Regions from separate parts of the Homo sapiens genome. Here region 2 is linked to region 1. A link is a loop called in an ENCODE intact Hi-C map of the cell type or tissue named here. Cell type or tissue: heart right ventricle. All regions are shown on one strand. Each heading gives the region's core, and the rest is flanking DNA. Links, peaks and the distances in the headings are about the cores only.

The links. Hi-C counts contacts between places; a loop is a spot of excess contacts. Peaks named below come from ENCODE experiments on the same cell type or tissue, not always from the same donor. Only the 100,000 strongest peaks of a DNase experiment are listed, where the experiment ranks them.
Region 2: it touches region 1 in a loop (14-fold over the local background); 42 of 110 quality-filtered maps call a loop at or near these places.

The regions. Positions count from the first base shown.
Region 1 is chr6:164,923,311-164,931,099 of GRCh38, reverse strand. No RefSeq gene overlaps it. Among named protein-coding and RNA genes, the nearest start is that of MEAT6, 110 kb to the right of the region's middle. In heart right ventricle, for the core only: CTCF peaks have their summits at 3,157, 3,365 (motif pointing right) and 4,187; a DNase peak (open chromatin) is centred at 3,349; H3K4me3 peaks cover 1,000 bases.
Region 2 is chr6:163,423,467-163,431,255 of GRCh38, reverse strand. The region is part of intron 1 of QKI (QKI, KH domain containing RNA binding); the gene reads right to left. Among named protein-coding and RNA genes, the nearest start is that of QKI, 13 kb to the right of the region's middle. In heart right ventricle, for the core only: a CTCF peak has its summit at 3,253; no DNase peak of the experiment used is centred there; H3K4me3 peaks cover 1,711 bases; H3K27ac peaks cover 2,066 bases.

The DNA.
Region 1 (7,789 bases), core at 1,234-5,233:
GCATATAAATGTATATCCACACATATGTGTATATATGTACGTGTATATGTATATACACGTACATATATGCATATATACACATGTATACATATATACGTGTATATATATTTATATATGCATATATATTACATATATGTATATAAATATTCCATTAGTTCTGTCCCTCTAGAGAACCATTATATATATGAATATACAGATATATATATATGCATATACAGATATATCTGTATATGCATATGTACATATACATATATATATACATATACATATATATATATATGTATATATATATATATATATATTCCATTAGTTCTCTCCCTCTAGAGAATCTTAACTAATACAGTCTGGAAGGGAGAGAATTAGTAAGGCCTGTGGATCACTCCTCTTTCCCCAGTACCACAAAACCTCAGCTTCTTGCAGTTGTGATACTCTGGTAGCTGGTCACCTCCCTTCTCTGTAATAAATTGTATACATTGCTGTTGGAATACAGCACTGAGTGTGTATTGACCTTGCACCAAAAACACTGGTGGCTGAGGGATTAAAATCCTAATCCTGCCTGGCACTCAAATCTCTCCAAATTTGGCCTCAAACAACATTTACAATTCTTAGTCACACATATTCTCCTGCATGTACCCTCAAAAACGGTCCAATGACATGGACATCACCTTCCTCTTCTCAGACTTACCTGTTCTCTCACCTCCAGACACTTACTCAAGGTCTTCCCTCTTCCTGGAACACATGTCCACACCTCTCAGGAATTAGCGATGTTGTCTCCACCCAGCTGGGAGAAATTGCTTCCACCTCTTATACTCTCAAGATATTTAAATGATATAACTTCCAGGGCTCAATCCCTTTCTCTATTATGGAATGGTGGGGGCAGAGGGCAACATGACAAAGCCCAGTGGCTTCTGAGTCCACAGTGAACATGCAGGCTTCATCACTCTCCTTGTGTGACCTTAAACACAACATTTTAACTTCTGTCAGACACAGATCCCTCACTCCCCAAATGGAGATATTAATATCAATCTGACCGAGTTGTTCTTGGGATTAAACGTGATATTTTCTTGTACCTGGTTATGCCAGATGCTCAACAAATTTAAGTTAAACGGAATAACAGCTACAACACTGAGCAACTGTACCGTTCTTAACTGCTTTCTGGATACACGCTTATCTTAGCTTTATAACTGACGTTTGAGAGGAGCTCTGCCGCCATTTCCCTTACCATAGAGATGAGGAAACTGGGGCCAGAGAGATTAATGAGTCCTCCAAGGTCACTCAGCAGCGGAAAGGACAGCTTAACGCTCACTGTCTTGTGTTCTGATTGGAGAATCAGACTAGAGCCAGACCGCGCCTTCCCACAACCCTGTCAGCCTGGAGCCATCTTGACCCAGAAGGACCTCAGGAGAAGGGAGAAAATAGGAGTTAGGCTTTTTTTAGCCCTAGTATGCACATTAAGCAGAAAATGAGGACTTAAAGAAAGAAAACTGAGCCTGGCATGTTCCGGAATATGAAGGCAGCATTGTGGTGCTCTTCTGCAGCGAAGACAGTGCATATCACAGTGCAGACAGGCGTAGAAACAGTCCTAGCCCGTGCTTGCCTGTTTGCAAGAAAACAAATGCCATACAACATGGAAAAACTACACCTTTCTCGCAGTGTCCATTCCAGAAATGTGCAGCTGTGTTCATTGCTTAATTATTCTATCGGGAGAGGGTAGCATTGTGACTAAATCCTGGCCCTTTTTACTAAATGTTTCTCTTTAACTCCTCAGCTGGGAAGAGAGCTCAATGCATCCACCACATTCATCATGCGTTCGACACAGCACTGCCTGGCTGGTCTGCCCTGGCCAACTGGGTCTCCTCCGTGATTTTGTGTCCTTGCTAATGATGAGGGGTGTGCAGTCCTAGTCTTGCTGGCTCAGCCCCAGGGGATATTTAGCAATCCATCTTATCCCTTTCTCATGCAGAGGACATCTAACTGATGTAACTTATTTTTATGACATTAATTTTAGAATATATTTTTTTCTGTTCTAATATAAATATTCATTGGCCAATAATTCAGGAAAAATAAACAATAAACCAGGATAAATGCACAAAATAAAAAAGTGAGCCCACTAAATATATTATTGGAAATATCTATACAAACACTAGAAACGAGGATGATTTGACGTCTAGGTATTTATGAGCTCTTAAAACATTGTTTTCCAGGGGAGGCCTACGCCTGCCTACCTCCTGTTTTACACAGGGAATAGTGGTGTTCTATCTGTGAAACTCTTAGTGTTGGTTCTCTCAGCTCACCCTGTTGGATGGTATCGCAACATTAAAATATCTGTGTCTTCCATGAAAAGACCTCAAATGTATTCCTTTCTCCCCTTCACACAGCCATGAATGCAGCTCAGGAAGCAAGGGGACTTGCAGCCTCATCCCACTGTAATTATTCCACTGGCTTCCAGAGCGTCCTGAGGTTTGCAGGCTCTTTACAGATAGGTTGCTTCCATTTCTCATGCAGTGTGATCCAGCAGCACACCCAACAAGGCTGTGAAGGCAGCTCAGGGCTCGCAGCATCTCCAGTGCTCCACCACAGTCCCGCCTGCGTCGGTAAAACTGCTTAAGGCAGCGCTAATTAATGTCTCCTGCTTATCCTGCACTCCCCTCGCAGGGTATCGGGTCTCAGAATCGACTTCCTGGACTTGTATTCATTCACAATCCAAATTAGCTTAATGCACGACAGAAATCTCATCTCGACCTAGAGGTAGCAGTGAGTCTCTAGGGAGAAATCAAATACTGAGTCAATTTAAAAAAATAAAATAAAATTAGACCTACCGCATCAAATTTATTTCCAGCACCCTTGAGATGGGAAGGAGAGGAGGGGAGGCAGTGACTCTTGGTTCCTGAGAGAAGCTGTGTGTGCACACTTGGAAAAGCAGCTGCCGAACGCATTCCTGGATTTTAACTAAATTACGTTAGTGTCAAAATGCAACGTATGCATTTATTGACAGCATAGGGACAAAGAAAACAAATCGTAAAGCAACAATTTTAGATAATTACCTCAAATTTATCGCCAGTTCTGTCTCCTAGTTTCCCCCTCCGTCTCATGCCTATATTGTTTAAATGTATCAGTTGGTTAGTTCAAATAAAGCACCAAGGCATATTCAACATACCACCTGTGCTCAGGATATATTTCCCTGAGTTCCTGCCAGTCTTTGGCACGTCTGCTGCTGGAAATGAATCAGAATACAGGGAGAGGGCTAATTGACAGGTCTATGGATGCCGAAGGTAAGCTGCGACCTAAAATGAGAACTGTTCCCTTAATGAGAGACAGCAGAAGCAAGTGTGTGGCCGGGCACGCCCGTGCCTCGCCGCGGCCAGCAGATGGCAGCAGAGCCTTGGAAGCCGGCGGGCACCAGGCTCTGTTGAAAATGCACTCCTTCATTTCCATTCATCTTCACTTGTCAGAGTCTTATAAGTGCTTTCTGTAGAACTGACCCTGAAATTGCATCATTTAATCTATAATCATATATTGCCAACATTTCTCCCTTTTACCGCTTATCAATGACATTAATTCAGAGGAAACAGGGACCACTGATAGCTTTAGGCAACTCTGCAAAAAGGAGATATTCCTAACAGGCAGATACACTGCCAGGGACAGCCAGCTTGCCCGAAATAAGGAAATGCATTTTAACAGAAACGGGGGAGCATATGAAAAAAATCATTCACACTTTGTATTTCTTTCTTTCTTTGCTTTTCTTTAGCACACTTTACTTTGCACTCAAACCCGATTTTTGATTTAAGGTTCATTTGCTTAAACAACCAGTTGAATATTTCCCCATATTTAATAAGATTATTTTTTATGTAACATTTTAAAATATTCTTTCTCCAGGATATATAATCAGAAATTGATGTCTAGGATAGAATTTCACATGGTAAAAACTAGGCCCTGTAATACCCCAATTACTTTCAGCAATATCTTAGTGGTCTGATGATTGAAAAGTAGAGGCGTTTCTGGGAAATGAAAAGATTCTGTAGGAGTGATGACTGTCAGCATACATAGATTTAATTCTTTAGAGCTACACTGATGAAATGAAGAAAATACATTATTTTTCTTCTCAAACCTCTCAAAATTTCTCGGAGAGTAAAAGAATGCTTTGCTTATTAGAAAGATTGTCATGATCTGCCAAGACTCTAGATGGTACTATGGATTCACCCTGTCATTTCTATACTAACATTTGTTAAGATTCTTCTTTTTATCCACTTTTTAGGGTGTATGGGATACTTGCATGAGAAAATACACAGAAAAGAGCAGATATAAAGAATAAAAGGCAATGTAAGTTAAATCATGAGAAATTGACAGTGTCTGAAGATGATGAGATAGACGTGTGTCTAATTTTAGACCCCATAGTTAGATTGACTTTTAACTGAGTATAACAGTCAAAAATGTTCTAGAAGTACTTAATGGCATCAAGCTGCCACATTAACGTATTACGCTGAACTGAAAGGAGGTTTTCCTCAAACTCATCAGCAAATAGAAGGAGGCACCATTTGTCAGGAAGCAGGCGCCAGACTCTTCTCTCTGTATCTTGTGTGTGAACGTGTGGTGTAGGCATGTGAGAGTGTGTGTGTGGTGTTGTGAGCTTGTGTTATATGTGTGTGTATGCATGTGTGAGTGTATGATGTTCTGTGTAAATGTGTGGTGCAGGTATATGTGAGTGTGTGTGTGAGTGTGTAGTGTAGGCATGTGTGAGTATGAAGTGTTGTATGTGTGTGGTATAGGTATAGGTGAGTGTGTGGTGAGTGTGTGTGTGTGGTGTGAGTGTGTGTATGATGTGTGTGTGGTGTAGGTCTGTATAAGTGTGTGTAGGTATGTATGAGTGTGTAGTGTAGGCATGTGTGAGTGTGTGGTTATGTGTGAGTGTATAGTGTAGGCATGTGTGTGTGATGTTATATATGTGAGTGTGTGGTATAGGCATGTGTGAGTGTGTGGTGTTTTGTGTGTGTGGTGTTTGTGTGAGTGTGTAGTGTGAGCACGTGTGTATGATGTTATGTGTGAGTGTGTGATGTAGGCATGTGTGTGATGTTATGATTGTGTGTTTTGTGTGAGTGTGTAACTTAGGCATGTGTGAGTGTGGTGTTTTGTGTGAGTGTGTAGTGGTGTTTTGTGTGTGTAGTATAGGCATGTGTGACTGTGTGATGTTATGTGTGAGTGTGTAGTGTAGGCATGTGTGAGTGTGTGATGTTACGTATGAGTGTGTGGTGTAGGCATGTGTGAATGTGTGGTGTTTGTGTGAGTGTGTTTTGTGTGACTGTGTAGTGTATGCATGTGTGTGTGATGTTATGTGTATGTGTGTGAGGTTTGTGCGAGTGTGTGGTGAAGGCGTGTGTGTGTGATGTTATGTGTGAGTGTGTGGTGTAGGTATGTGTGAGTGTGTAGTGTTATGTGTGAGTGTGTGGTGTAGGCATGTGTGAGTGTGTAGTGTTATGTGTGAGTGTGTGGTGTAGGCATGTGTGAGTGTGTGATGTTATGTGTGTGTGCTATAGGCATGTGTGAGTGTGTGGTGTTTTGTCTGAGTGTGTGGCGGAGTTATGTATCTGCATTTGCATTTTAGTCTTCTTTTAATGGAAAGCAGCTCTGTGTTTCCCAATGCCCAAACCCCAGTGCACACATATGTGCCTGCAACACGCCTGGACCCCGTTTCCTCAGTCATACCTGCCATGGGTACTATTTTAAGATCATTCTGTTGCCTTCCAGGCGAACAAAGTGGATACATTGTGCCTCCTGTTGTACGGTGAGGTGAGGAAAAGGAAACCAGGTACAAAGCTGAACTGGGAGTAAGGATGACTATTTACAGAAAATATCCTGTGACTATTTATAGAGCTGTTCAGTCAGAAAAAGGTGATGCCCCGTACCTTACATGGCAATGGCCCTAGGGAAAGGGCTCCCCTCTTTAGCCCTGTTCCGGGCATGCTAAATGGTGGCCCTTGCCTTCACCTTCGCAAGGCATTTAGAACAGGGGTCTTTGGAATGTGCCCCAAGTTCCTTTTCAGGCTCTTTGTTCTGCTATTGCCCACCCACCTCCCTTCCAGGCACCCTCAACCACGAACAAACTTTACCTTTCCGTTCATGGACTATTCTTCCCCTTCCTTCCAAAACGCACACACAGGCACACGCACACACAGCTGTCGTTGAGTGTTCACTGGGTGCCAGATCCCGTCTGTAAACACCGCACTACGTGACCTCAATCTCACCAGACACTGCTCTGCCTCAGAAGACATCATCCCCACGTTACCAAAAACATCACTGGGTAAGCAACTCGCCCCAGGGCTCTCAGCCAGGAATAATGGAAATTAAAACCTATTCTCATCTCATTCTAAATCCTTTGTTGTTAGCAGCTGTGTTAACAGGTCTTGTCATAGTGTAGGAAAATCTATCCTGTTAAAAATGTACATTAACAAAATCCTAATAACCTAAAACCTCTTCCTGGGTCCTTCATCCACTGCCACCTAGTACTGCCTCATCCTCGTCATTAATTCATTAGCAAAACCTCCTGCAGCCCCTGCTTGCTGTGGTCACAGTTTTCTGTGAGCTCACAGCCATGTGAAGGCAGCCACATAAAGCCACTGATAAAACCAAGAGCGCCAATTGTGTGTCTGTGTACTTAGCAGGCCTCCAGCACACATGGCTAAGCTGTTGTGCTCCGTCCGTCTAGAGAATTGTCATGGACAGTCATGCACAGTGCAGCTTCTTTGAAATTAAGGTCTCCATCTCTGTGCGTGTGTCACAGCTATTGTCTCTAAAGTTATGAACCTTTGAGTTTGATGTTTGGAATGTCCCATATCAGGATGTCACGTATCAGATTACACAGCTACAACAGATATATAGAATATACATGTTTGTTGATTTATCTTCCTGTTCCAAAATGAAGAGATAATATTTTTCTTTCCCTCATGATATTTCGCAAAAGGAGCATACACACAGGTAATAATAGCACAATAAGCCCTTGGAAACAAAGCCCTTTGGGAAAGGTAAGTGGGGCAGCCTCAAAAAAACAAACATCCCGCAGTTGTAATGGGGACAGAGGCCTCCACTGGAAGTGAACCTGCACCCATTCTCCATGAGTGACTTTTTCCCTTTGGAAGCCTGGGCTTTTTCCATGGAGCAATGCTTATCCCAGCCTGGACAACATATTTACTGTTAGAAGATTGCTTTCCACTAACTGATATATCCAGATATCAAGAAATCTATTTTTCCTTGAGGATAAATTACTTTTACTATCAAAAAAATTAATTATGAAACATACATACAAAACAAGGAACATTCCAGCAGTTTGAAAGGCTGAGGTGGGAAGATTGCTTGAGCTCAGTAGTTCGAGACCAGCCTGGGTGACATGGTGAGACCTGATCTCTACAAAAACACACACACACACACACACACACACACACACACAAATTAACCAGGTGTGGTAGCACACACCTGGAGTCCTAACTTCGAGGGAGGCTGAGGTAAGAGGATCGCTGGAGCCTGGGAGGTCAAGGCTGCAGTGAGCCGAGATTGTGCCACTGCACTCCAGCCTGGGCAACAGAGTGAGACTCTGTCACTAAAAGAAAACCCCATAACAATAGAATTGTATATATTGCGACTGTGGAGGAAGTCCTCCTTCATTCCTCCACGCACTCAATGAACATCTTCCCAATCACGTTTTATGACGTCCTTTTCCCTGAGGAAAATAACTTTTGGAATTGGTGTTGATGATACTGACACATTTCCTTCTTATTTTTATTTAAAAATATATTTATCA
Region 2 (7,789 bases), core at 1,259-5,258, 1.5 Mb after region 1:
GGACAGTTTTCTTGCTTCCTTTCAATTGAAACCTGAAGCCCAACCTAAGTGGAATAATATAACTTTTTTTTTTCCAAGGGGTACTTTGATTTGACTTGAGCCAGCACTCTCATTCAAAATTAAGATTCCCAAACAATTATTGTTTAAACCTGCCTCCACCCAAGGATCCACAGATCTTTAACAATCCCCTAAAATTTCCCTTAACATATCCTCAGAACTAGTACCAAGAATAAAAGAAAGAAAAACCGTATTTCCTTAACCAAGTAATTTCAGAAAATGCTCAGTTAAACCAAGTTAACTTTCTTGACTGCAAATCCTGGAGACTTAATATGGCAACACATCCTGAATTCACAAAAGGAGTATGCAGAACTTCCTGGACTACAGGACCCTTCTTTTCTCAGACTACCTCAGGAGACCAGTATTCCATGGAACACACTTTTCAAACATCAGCCTAAAGCCTTCCTTGTTCAGAGTTAAATTAGCAGATTTTTGTTCTCTCACTTCCAACCTAACCTATACTTTTTCAAGCCATTAGAGTAAAAAGCAAACTGGGAAGATGGGGAAAAGAAAGCATACTGGTAAAAACTATGCCATACTATCTAGACCAGAATATGCTGACAACTAATCTATCCTTTAGAGCTTAGGCCCATCAGCTCAAGAATTCACACACTCGCTAATCCAGATGTACCTATTCCTCCATGCTCCTGATCAATTCATAAGCCCAATCACCTACACATACAGAAAAAAACTGAAACACATGGCTTCATAATAAAAGCTAAGTAAAATCCAAATGCACTAGGAAAACAAAAAAAATAAAAAGCCAAATTAAGCATACAGATAAACAATAGTTAAAATTAAAAGTTAGGCAGTAAGATACCCCTCTTCTCCAAAAACCTAAAGAGAGTCAAAGTCAAGAAAAAAGAACATCTGAAAATGAAGGGAAGAGAAGGACAGCAGCAATCACAGCAATCTACCACATTAATATATCACTCTATAATGTAATGCCTGTACAGGATAGAGATAAGAAAATCTGGACTAAAAACAGAAATATGGAGGCAGATAAAGGAAAAAGCTAAGACCAAAGGTATAAAAAGCTCTCTCTAATAGAGAATTATTTACACCTTCCTACTCAGAATGTTCCCACATTCAAGAACACCGTTCCCTGTGTCTAGAACGCCACTCCCTTACCTGTTCTCCACTTCAATCCTACCTGTCCTTTAAGAGCCAGATGAAATTTTACCTCCTCTCCTGAAACATTCCATAGCCTCCTCAGCCAAAAACACCCTCTTTAGCACCAGTCTTTAGTCTTCTTGGTATGTTTCTATTTCCTTTGTTACTCTTATTTTCATATTCTTTCCAACTACTGAGATAACTTGAAGGAATGAATTTGAAGCTTTAGTGTGTCCCTCATAACATCGCACACATATTAATAGCATACAACCAAACAGCCTAGAATAGAATGAAAAGTTTCAATTAAGTATGTTAAGTCACTAAAAACTAATACATGAAATATGCAACTCTGACATTATTCGAAAATCACGTTGCATCCTAACAACCAGTTTCTACTGCAATGCAACATAAAATGCTTATTTCAGATTAACTGCATTGCAAAAATAAGAGTTTGGTATTCATAATTCCCAGTTACAGTATTTTGTAACTTAAGGCTTTTAAAAAAGTAACTTCTAAAGCCACTTAATGCTATCATTACACACATTTCCTGAAAGCAAAGTGGCAAGTCCAACAGATTAGTTAAGTAAATTATAATATACCTCGACAGCATGAAATATATTACTATAAACATTATATTTGCAAAGAATATGAAATGGCAAGGAAAAATTTTGCTCATGATATAATTTTTTTTAAAAACCGTAATTCCAATTTTGCTACATCCATAAACACTGGTGGGGGGGGACTACAAGGAAACATTAAGAGCAGCTATCAGTGCATGATGAGTACTTTTAACTTTTTAATTGATATATTTTAGTTTTTCCCAATAAGGAATATTTCTTCTGATAAATAAGTTCTTTATAACAGTTCTTTAGGATTACTGAAAGAAATTCAAGCTTCTCATAAAATCTCTAACAACTATAAGAAACAATCTTAAAATGTATAGACAAAATTGGCCATTGCTATATTTCCCTGAAAAGAAGTAATTCCCATTAAGGTTCAAAGACAATGTGCTACGCTATCTCTGTGCCCTCACCACTGCTTCTTCCAGGAATGAAAAAAGTTACAAACCATGCTACTGCCAAAGATGAACTGAAAATCTGTGGATCGATCTCCAATTCTCTACATTTTAGGAATAACAGAAAAGGAAAAAAGTGGGGCTGGGGAGCAGGGACTAAAATGCAAGTTATTATCAGTTACAAAGGTGGCAAAGTCAATCTCTTCCTCCTTGGTTCTCTATATAGAAACAAGACATATTCTTCTCTCCTGTGCAGAGTTCAATTTCAAGTCACTGAAGGCAAGAGTATTTTAAATTGCCTTGACAGTTTAAAAAAAAAAAAAGCTCAATATAACTGAACTAGGAAAATATAACTTAAATACATTAAAGTACACTTCTGAATCACATCTAAGAAGGAACTTAAATGAGCAGTATTTCAACAATTGCAAAGCATATGTTAAAGCAATCTATGTAGTATTTACCTACTAAAAAAGCTAACAGTATGTCGTAATGCTATAAACTATAATAAAAGTGAGATAAGACTATCTTTTTTACTGCTGATAATTTTTTATTACTATGATAAAACTATGATCCCCAAAAGAACTTTCTCTTCATATAACATATAGTAAACTATGACACATTTTCTTCTGATTTATTTTAATAAACAGAAATAAACTGCCTAAAGACTTTATAATTACAAAGAAAACGTACAAACAGGATACCTCTCAATATATGTGACTCAGTCACCCACCAAAACAAAAACCCTTCAAACAACTGAGTTGTAAAGGCAGAAACTATTTCAGAAAATAGCTGCAATCAATCTGATGTACTAAACTAGTTACATTTAATATGGTCAACATACCAACATATAGTCTCTTAAAAAGACAAGTTCTTTAAAGAACTATGACAACTTTTTCACATGCCAATGAAAATACTCAATTAGGTAACTGTTATTTGTCACATTCCTGAGCAACTCTTCCCTTACAATTTAAAGGAGAACATTTTCCTATTCTGGCAAAAGGGTTATTTCTCAACACATTTTAATCACTGAGTGCTCTCTTTTGTGTACTAACATCCCCATCTGCTGGAACATAAGTTCCTTACTACTAAAAGTTCTTAATGACAACAAGTTTGCACTAGAGATTTTGCAACTACTAAGAAATACAATTTTAAGACTTACTTTCTACCTATGAGGTTTCCCCTACTTCATATGACTTTAAAAGCTTTAAAGATCTATATATATTTTTACTGATATTATTCAGAAGAATTCACTAAATTGAAACATTTTGCCTGTCATATTCTTTTTTCCCTACCCTTCGTGCTTAAGATACAAAGCACTAGTATAAACAACCATCTCCTTGTAAGTTATCTTTCTGGATCATATTGCCATCACACACACACGCGCGCACACACATGCAGGCACACACACGCACGCACCTGACATTAAAATATATGTGTATTTTCCATGTCTGCTGAGCATAAGGTAAAAGCTAATAGAAGCAGTAAGTACAACAAAAGAACACAGCTAATAAATGACAGCATCAAAAAGTCAAAAACAAGATTCAGTAGAAATTAAAACTTAGTATACACAGAATGAGGACCCCCCCACCAAAAAAGGAAAATAATTGTCATCAACCAGAAAAATGGGTCACTGGCTATATTATTGGTAACATGTCTAAAACAAATTTAAAAATTTTAAAGATAGTTTTACTGCTATTAGTAATATTATTAATTTTGTTATTTTGAAAGTATTTTCCTTAATATTGTAGAATAAAGCAAATAAGTATGTCACCATCAAGAACAACATTAGTTTAGCTGTGGCCAGCAAAAAAAAAAAAAAAAAAAAAAGGTACGAGTATAAAATTAACAGTAACGTTAAAAAATTGAATTGAAAATATAAAAATGAATGAATGAATTTTAAAGTCAATACTGTCCATAGAAAATGGCTCAGAAGTAATCACATCCTGAGAGTAATGAACATGTTTAACACCTAAATTCAAGTATTTCATACCATTCCTATTGGAGAAATGGCCAAGTGTAGCTCCAGAACAGGCAAGGCAGACAAGGCACAAGGGAAGCCTTGTGCCCCAGAAAGCAAGCAGCAGTTCAACAGACACAGGAGCCAGTTTAATTATCAATGGCTAAAGTTGTAATAATTTTAACATCAAAATTAATTATAGTTGACTTAAGTACATTGAATCTATGAAATCCATGAGTCTACAAAGATGATTAGAAAAGAGAGAAAAAATTCATTGGTCTCCATTTGAAGCAACTAGCAAACCAACACTTTACTTTGAGAACCAAGTAATAATAAGCAGCAGCATATATCTGGCTTGCCCCATTAGAAACTCACTTCAAAATCGCAATGTATTTCCGTGTTGGGGTCAGAAAGCTGTACCTTTCAAAGGATGCCAAGTAATTGCAGAAAGAATGGCAGAATTAAAGTATCATCATGGTGCAAGCTCTGATGAAACTGATTCAGGCAAAAAACTGGTCAAAACCAGGTGTGAATGTTGACGGGGCACCTTTGGTCGATGGGGCACCTTCTGGTTCCAAGTGGGGAAACAAAACAAAACAAAACAAAAAAAACTACCTTTAAAGTACAAGGATCCATCTATCACCACTCTAATCCAGGTATCAATCTTTCCTTATCTGATGGCAGAGCCAGTTACTGTGCCTCCTGATGTAAGATAACAAAGTACACAGCAGCACCTATGAAGTACTCCAGTGGAAGATGCTATTCTTGAACCTACTTTAGAACTAGCTTCCAATGTTAATAGATACACAGGGCATAAAGGAACAAGCCCTGAACAAGTTAAATCAATGTCATTTGAAAAAAAAAAAAAAAGAGATGGTTCTAGATTTAAAAAGGCGTAACAACCAGATTTAATGAGCAGTATTGAGTAAGATTCTGGTTTGAACAATCCAGCTATAAAGAATATCAGGGGATCCACTACAGAAATCTGAATATGGACTGGTTATTACGTTATCTGTAGGATTAATCCATCTTGCTCAGTGTAATGTCACTATGTAAGGAAGTGTTAACTTTTAAAGATACACAAATATGTATCTCTCTAGGGATAGAATGTCAAGATATCTCTCATTTACCTAAAATAAACACAAAAATTAATACAATTAAATTTTAAAAGCCCGCATCAAACTTGGTAAAACATATTTAAAGGATCTCTGAAATTGGGACAAAATTTTCTTCAAGGCAAATTAATTCAAGAATTCCTAAGATTTTCTCCAAGAGTCTCTTCAATTGTCTTTAGCTCATATAGAAATAAAAGCTCAATTCTCTAACTAAAAATTGGGCTCTGACAGCTAAACAAATGAGCCCCACATGTTCTCAATCCTTCAGGATGAATACACTAACCTGTAGGTAAGGAAAACAAAGACTTGTTTCTAGTTAAAACAAAATTTAAAAAATCTTTAAGGAGTTTAAAATACAGAAAACTCAATATAAATATTTTTATTAATACTATTTTGAGAAAATATCACTACTCAAAAAATTTTCCTAAAGGGTTAGCCACGTATATAATAGTTTGACTCTTCACACTTCATCCAATGTCTACTTTAAACCCATATATATTGTATACATTCTCAGTTTATGCACAAAGAGTTCATTCTGACACCCCCAAATAATCCAAGCCTTAAAGATTCCCTACAACCTTCAGAATAAAATTCAGACTATGTATTCTGGCCTTCAAGGCCCACCACAATCTAGCCCTAACCTGGTCTGCTTTCTGTAGTCTCTATCTATTCCCACTACTTCTATCTATGCATTTGCCATTCCAACTAACTAAATCCGTACCTATTTCCTAAGCCTTGCCCATCACCATGGTGCTGGCAATGCTGCACCTTCCCTTCTCCTGGAACATCCTCCACCTTCCCATTCACCTCATTAAATCATACCAGCTGTTAATATCAACTCAGGTTCCACTTCTCAAATAAACATAACTAGATAGTTCAGCTCAAAGTGACATCCTCTAAACTACCAGAATGTTAGTAGTGACTCTCATGCACATAAAAACTAGCTGAACCTACATGGATACATCATCTTTCTTTTTCTTTTCTCATTCTCTAAAAGCTGTTTTGCTTATTTAATTGTTTATCCTATCATAAGCGATTTTAAAATGTTGATAGAAAGCAGATGACGCAGGCCGGGGGCAGTGGCTAACACCTGTAATCCCAGAACTTTGGGAGGCTGAGGCAGGCATATTACCTGAGGTCAGGAGTTGGAGACCAGCCTGGCTAACATGGTGAAACCCTGTCTCTACTAAAATACAGCAATTAGCCGGGTGTGGAGGTGCACGCCTGTAATCCCAGCTACTCGGGAGGCTGAGGCAGGAGAATCACTTGAACCTGGGAGACAGAGGTTGCAGTGAGCCAAGATCCAGTGCTTTGGCAACAGAGAAAGACTCACACAAAATTAAAAAAAAAAAAAAAATTAAAAACCAAGCAGTGATGCTGCTACTTTATAGTATGAGAGGCTCTTCTGAATACCCATCAACTTCAGAGTATTTGGATTTGAGGTTGGCAGGGCAGTTGATAATTTCATTCACAGATGAAGAAGCTTGAGGTTCAGAGACATTAGTTATCTCACCCAAGATCACCAAACCAGTTAATTGCGGAGTCATGATTAGATCCCAGGTCTATAGTACAAGAATGCTTACCACTTCATCACAGGGTCTCATTAGCATATGCACAAAAACATAAATTCATTTCATCTTTATGCTGGCTCACGCATGTGCAGGCACACACATACAGAGTTAAAACTTGAATACTCTCATGATAATGGCATCACTGCAACCACGGTGGAATCAGCGACAATAGACAATTAGATGCGGTTTCAGGGTAATTTTTTTGATCCCAGTTTGAAATTTTTTTTTCTTAAAAAAATGTATTCACCTGCCATGTAACAACTGTATCAAAGGGATATAATTGCTGTAACATAGCAAAGAACTGTGGCTTACATTTAATTTGTTTGAATTATTTGAAATGAGCAATCATCCCCCAGATGCTGGCATCAGGAATACGATATAGTAGCTACCTGGTGGCTATCTGGTGCAGCACCGTTTCCATTCAATTCATAACCATCCACCTCCTGGGTGTCACTCTTCAGTTATCTACCTGATATATCATTGGGCTGTTTACCCCAGGCTGATCTAAAACTGATACAAGTATACATTCCTAACTTGAATCACTTAGCAATAGCATACTTCTCTATTAAATCACCCAGCCAAAAATGTTTCCTCTTGAGTAGTAAAAATAATAGCAGCAACAATTTTTACATTATTCAAAAAACTGAGGCTCTAGCCTTTGCTTACAAAGAAGTGAATGAGCTGAAATCCTCTAAAAATGGCTTTCTCACTTTTAGCCTCTTAATTAGAAAGTTATCGTTAAAAATAAATTCTAGTTCTAAGAATCTGACCATCATTTGTTCAAAACCAGCATATCACAGAATTAGCAAAAAATCATTTGGTTTGTCTTCTTTACCTTCACAACTTGAGGCAACAGCAGCAGATTTTTAGCATATGGAAATATTCCAGGTTTTTCCCTCCAGTTCCCCTTGTGGAGAGGCACGCCACAAAATGGAACAGAGGGCAGAAGTGAGTGTCTTGC